Linked DNA regions of Homo sapiens: region 2 is linked to region 1. The links are chromatin loops, found by intact Hi-C in ENCODE. Cell type or tissue: body of pancreas. All regions are shown on one strand. Links, peaks and the distances in the headings refer to the core of each region. The heading gives the core; the rest is flanking DNA. Region 1 overlaps STRIP2 (striatin interacting protein 2). Region 2 has its middle 6.5 kb from the start of AHCYL2.

Region 1 (2,909 bases), core at 173-2,672:
GTCTAAGGTGTCTTTGATAGGCTTAATACCAGAATGTGGAGACTCCATTCTGCTCTCCCAAATCCAGATGTGGTCTGTATATAGGACAACCCAGTGGGACAGGTGGCCATAAGAGCAGTGTCATGGGGGTTATGTTACCCATGATACACTAAGGAGTGTCAAACACAGTTTATCTCCAGATCCAGAACCTAGTATTCTAGTATAGAAATGGGGTTGAAAAAGCAGAGAACTATGGTGTTTTAAATCCTCAGCTCTCTGATCACCAACAAGTAGCCAAGCAGCAAGCTAAGCTGCCTAATGGCCCTGGGTATGTAGTTAGAGCAGTGGAGTCAGTTTATGCCAAGACTACTTCTCTCTTCTGTTCAAAATTTTCTCCCTGGAAGGTTATTTATTTTATTTGTAAAATCCAGGGTATTTTCCAAAGCCCCAGACAAAAGAGCCAACACATATCCAGTATCATCTGATGGAAAACTTTTTTCAGTTTGAGATGTGCCTGTGGCCCTTCAGGATTCACTGACACACTGGCATGGCCCATCAAGCCATCCACCTGTCTGGCTGTGAATCCACATACTTCCCACCAAGAAAAGCAGAAGTAAACACACATCTACAGTTCTCTGTTCTCTTTCCACTAGAAACACTATCTCCTACCTACCACTACTCCTCCCAGCCCTGCTGCTGCTCAGCAAACACTGGCAAAAGTGGGAGCACTCAGGGCAATGAAACATACCCAAAGATGTCTTCGAATGTATGAAAGTGGAAAAATACCCTGGTTGATAGGGCCATGGACATAGACCCTACAGAAGCCTCTCTGTACTCTGAGGACCTGCTCTTCTACCAGCAAGCTTGATTCTGACTTCTTAGGAGGAAAATGGGGTAGAGCCTCTGGGCAAAAATGAGAAGCATTCCTTTTTTCCCTGTGGTCTCCTCACAGACAGGAGCATCCATTTGCTGTCCCCATCTTGTCCCTATATCTTGGCAATGCCCATGAAACCAAGTCCAAACTCCTTAGCATGGCAAACAATGTTTTACGGGAAAGCAGCTTCTTAATTTTTCTTAGCTTCGATTTCATCATGTATAAAAGAGGTATTAAATAAGACTACTTCATAGGGTGGAGATAATTAAATGAGGGCCTAGACAAACTTAACAGGGTGCTGGGCACAGGATAGGTGCCCAGTAATTGTGTGTTAGCATATAGATTATGATTTGCTCCTTGCCGATTCCTCCAGCTTCCTGTGTCACCAGACCATGCCCATCTTTCCCCGCCCCAGGCAGAACTCCAGCAACATTTAATTACGGTTTTTAAAGGTACTTTGCTCTCTCTCTTCCCCCTCTGGACTTTTGCATATTAGCTTTTCTGCTTGAAATGCCTCCTGTCCTCCTTCCCTAACAATTCCCATATCCTGGCTAACATCTGTTTTTTTAGGACTCAGGTTAGGAGTCATTTCTTCTCCACCTCAAGCTGGATTAGATGTTTCCATAGCAACCAGTGCTTATCAGTATCAGTGCACTTATCTCTCTATAATTGGCTACTTATATATCTGTATCCTTTATAAGGTTTCAAGGCCCTGAAGAGCCAGAACTGTGCCCTATTCTCAGAATTATATCTCAAATGTTGGAAAAGTGCTTCACATATAGAAAACTACGGTCAACATACTCCCCCCACCCCCCCATTTTTGTGAAATGCTTACATTCTCTCTTGCATTGTTTAAAAACTGGCTGGGCATATTCCTGAGAAGCTAGAGATTCCTACCCACAACTCTGGGATAACTTACAAGGGACACAGACATCTGCACCTTTCTAGGACAGTTCCCACTCCATAACCCTACCTCAAGCTCATGCAATGGGTGGCTGGATTCCCTGAGAGAGGACAAAGAAAAGGCTGAAAGATGCTCATCAGGATTAAAAGGGACTTTGCATCCTTCCTTTGAGAGATAGGGCCTGGCAAACACCCAAGACCTGTGGAGAAGTGCTCCTAGCTGCTCACCTGGTAGATATGGTTGAGTTTGAAGTGTTTGAGGAGTAGCAGAAGCAGGGTAGAGATACTCTTTACAATAATCTCCTTGTGCCTGTTCACATCGATGCCCAGCTTCATGCTCTGGAGAACAGTGATGCTACAATGGGGAGAGAAGGTATTAGTGCAGAGAGTGGCCTTAAAGGGAGCCCTGTAGGGATCCAGGTATTTGGGTCTGATACAATATACACAAGAGAGCCAGAACTTGGGAAACTTGAACTTCTGTGCCAGGGAAACCTCCAGAGTTCCCACTTATGAGCCTATCTGAAGAAATGCTCCACTGATCTCTTTGTTTCCGTCTCTCTTTTGGCAAGCTCATCCCTTGGCAATGTTCACCCAAATACCTGGGCAGCCAGTCGCTGGCACTGGTGTCACCCTCCAGATCCAGAGTTCTGAGCTAAAAAGAGCCAAGCAGAAAGCCCTGTACGGGAAAGGGGGTACTGGTGGGCAGAGACGGGGAGATCTCTTTGGAGACAATCTCTGTAAGTGTTAACAAGGTGAGTGGGGACTAGAGAGAGCCTGCAGATAAGACAGCTAGTATCCAGCAGCTGCCCCCGTTGAAGCACTCACGGCATCTCCTCAGGTAGGACATCTGCCAGGATATTGATAGAGTCTGTCTTAGCCTTAGAGGTGGGAGCTGCAGCCAGCAGAATCTTAAGCAGAGCGATCTGAGAAGTAGAAAATAAAGAAATTTACCACTGTCAAACCCACTCAGCAAGGAAGTGATTCTTCCACACCCTAACCGCCCTATAAAAAGTGTTTTAAAGCCATTCTGTAAGTTCTTCCCTCAATGACCATATCTCCCCAGCATCCAGAAAAGCAAACAGGTGCCCAGTCCTGACAGGCCTGCCTGTGAGGCTAGGGAGAAAGCCAGAGGGAGTGCATTGGCTGTTATGCT
Region 2 (2,909 bases), core at 126-2,625, 250 kb after region 1:
TCTGAAGCAAATATGATAAAATGATAAAAAGTTGATAATTCTGAGTGGTGGGAATATGAGTGTTTATTAGGTTGTTCTTTGTACTTTTCTATATCGTTTCAATTTCTTAAAAACAAAAGTAGGCTGGGCATAGTGGCTCATGCCTATAATCCCCACACTTTGGGAGCCCAAGGCAAAAGATCACTTTGATGCCAGGAGTTCAAGACCAGCATAGGCAACATGACCAGACCCTGTCTCTAAAAAAAATTTGTTTTTAATAACATTTGTCTGGCATGATGGTACATGCCTGTAGTTGTAGCTACTTGGGAGGCTGAGGCCGGAGGATCCTTTGAGCCCAGGAGTTTGAGGCTGTAGTGGGCTATGATTGCACCACTGCCCTCCAACCTGGGCAACAGAGCAAGATTCTGTCTCTAAAAATAAAAATAAAAAAGCAGGCAGAGGCTGAACACGGTGGCTGATGCCTGCAATTTCAGCACCTTGGGAGGCCAAGGCAGGAAGATCACCTGGGCCGAGACCAAGTTGGAGACCAGCCTGGACAACATAGTGAGACCCCATCTCTACAAAAAATAAAATTAGGCTGGCATGGTGATGTGCACCTGTAGTCCCAGCAGCTTGGGAGGCTGAGGCAGGAACATCGCCTGACCCAGGAAATTGAGGCTGCAGTGAGCCGAGATTGCATCACTGCACTCCAGCCTGGGCAACAGAGTGAGACCCTGTCTCAAAAAAAAAAAAAAAAAAAAAAAAGAAGACAGAGGAACAACACTCCAGCATGGGCAACAGAGTGACACCCTGTCTCAAAAAAAAAAAAAAAAAAAAAAAGCACAGAGGAACAAAGATGGGCAGTGGACAGACTGCTTTAAGGAAGCTGGAACAAACAGAGGCAAGGCCAGCTGAATTTGAAAGAATGGTAAGAGGCCCAATGAGGCAGCTGAGGGCAGAGCCTGTGATGAGGGGCACGCATGGGGAGCTGTGTTTTCAGGGCAACAGCATAGCAGGGAGTCCCCCAAACTGGGAGTCCCACAAACCAGGCTCCCCTTGGATCCTGAGGGGTTTCTTTGGGGATCTCACTCAGGAGCTTTTGGTAGAAGGGTGGTTACTGTTGTTCAGTCCTGAGATTGATGCTCCCGTAGGGATACTACTGGAAGATTTCTTGGTTGTGGGAGTGTCCATGGTGCTGGACATCTGCATTCACAAAGGTGGGCTCACATTGCCCCCTAGTGGCCACAGAGTCTCTGCACAAATGTCACATTTCTCAGCTGTTTTTTTGGAGACAGGGTGGTGCTTGCTGTAGCCCAGCGCCCAGGCTGGAGTGCAGTGGTGCATTCTCGGCCAGCCTTGACCCTCGCGGGCTCAAGCAGTCCTCCTACCTCAGCCTCCCGAGTAGCTGGGACTATAGGCATGCACCGCCACGTCTGGCTAATTTATTTTTTGTAGAGACACAGTTTCGCCATGTTGGCCAGCCTGGTCTCAAACTCCTGGACTCAAGTGATTCTCTCGCCTCAGCCTCCCAAAATGCTGGGATTACAGACGTGAACCACAGTGCCTGGCCTATTTCTCAGCTTTTAAGGCCCAGATTGAACTCCCCTTTCACCCCATCTCCCATCCTTTACATAAGTAATCCCACTAAAGAAAGGATAGAAGGAGGGAGGAAAACTAGTAGTCAACTGTCTTTGGAGATGAAAAGAAGAACATTGTAACACTCCCCTTTGTTTCAGAAAAGATCCTTAAACAGCACTGATAACTTTCATTATTTTAAATACTGTTGTTGATAAAGGCTAAAAAATAGCTGTAACAATGCTAAGGGAAGCAGTAACGGCCGGGAAGAACAAGAAGAGCAGGTGTAAGAGGATGTGGGATGGCCAGAGGGAACATAAACCAGGAAACCTGGATAGAGAGAAAAATCAAAGGCGGGATTAAGCGTGGAAAGAGCCTGGACACTAGTCAGGAAGAGCCTGGACCTAGTGTCTGTCACTCACTAGCTGCGGGGTAGCAAGCAAGTCATTTTGCTTCACTGAGCTTATATTTTCCAATTAAAATGGCAACAACTGGCTGGGCTCAGTGGCTCACGCCTGTAATCCCAGCACTTTGGGAAGCCAAGGCAGGTGGATCACCTGAGGTCGGGAGTTTGAGACCAGCCTGACCAACATGGAGAAACCCTATCTCTACTAAAAATACAAAATTAGCCAGGTGTGGTGGTACATGCCTGTAATCCCAGCTACTTGGGAGGCTAAGGCAGGAGAATCACTTGAACCCTGGAGGTGGAGGTTGTGGTGAGCTGAGATCACACCATTGCACTCCAGCCTGGGCAGCAAGAGTGAAACTCTGTCTCAAAATACTTAAAATAAAATAAAATAAAATGGCAAAAACTGCAATGACTTTTGCATCAACCTAACACATAAAATGAGCTCCTCTGATTGGTTTATTATTCTCTGAATTAAACAAGAGACAGTGGAGCACCATGGCTAAGTGCCCACTGGAGCCAACAAAATGCCAGCATTTCCACTTACTGTGTGGTCTTGGGCAAGCTACTGAAACTCTCTGTGCCTCAGTATCTTGAGGGGTGTTAACAGAGCCTCACAGGTCTGAATCTGTGAAATTTGATGAATTAATGTACACAAAGTGCTTAGAGAAGTACCCGGCAAGCATACACTAAGAGTTGGCATTTTTTTTTTTTTTTTTTGGATTTATTGATCATTCTTGGGTGTTTCTCGGAGCGGGGGATGTGGCAGGGTCATAGGATAATAGTGGAGAGAAGGTCAGCAGATAAACACGTGAACAAAGGTCTCTGGTTTTCCTAGGCAGAGGTCCCTGCGGCCTTCTGCAGTGTTTGTGTCCCTGGGTACTTGAGATTAGGGAGTGGTGATGACTCTTAACGAGCATGCTGTCTTCAAGCATCTGTTTAACAAAGC

Evidence for each region. Peaks named below come from ENCODE experiments on the same cell type or tissue, not always from the same donor. Only the 100,000 strongest peaks of a DNase experiment are listed, where the experiment ranks them.
Region 2: it touches region 1 in a loop (2.5-fold over the local background); 85 of 110 quality-filtered maps call a loop at or near these places.

Annotation. Positions count from the first base shown.
Region 1 is chr7:129,463,814-129,466,722 of GRCh38, reverse strand. It overlaps STRIP2 (striatin interacting protein 2), which reads right to left. Exons shown (of 21, transcript NM_020704.3): 15 at 2,582-2,679; 16 at 1,985-2,111. Among named protein-coding and RNA genes, the nearest start is that of STRIP2, 31 kb to the right of the region's middle. In body of pancreas, for the core only: no CTCF peak of the experiment used is centred there; no DNase peak of the experiment used is centred there.
Region 2 is chr7:129,217,036-129,219,944 of GRCh38, reverse strand. No RefSeq gene overlaps it. Among named protein-coding and RNA genes, the nearest start is that of AHCYL2, 6.5 kb to the left of the region's middle. RefSeq lists enhancers at 1,185-1,234, 2,619-2,909. In body of pancreas, for the core only: a CTCF peak has its summit at 1,212 (motif pointing left); a DNase peak (open chromatin) is centred at 1,214.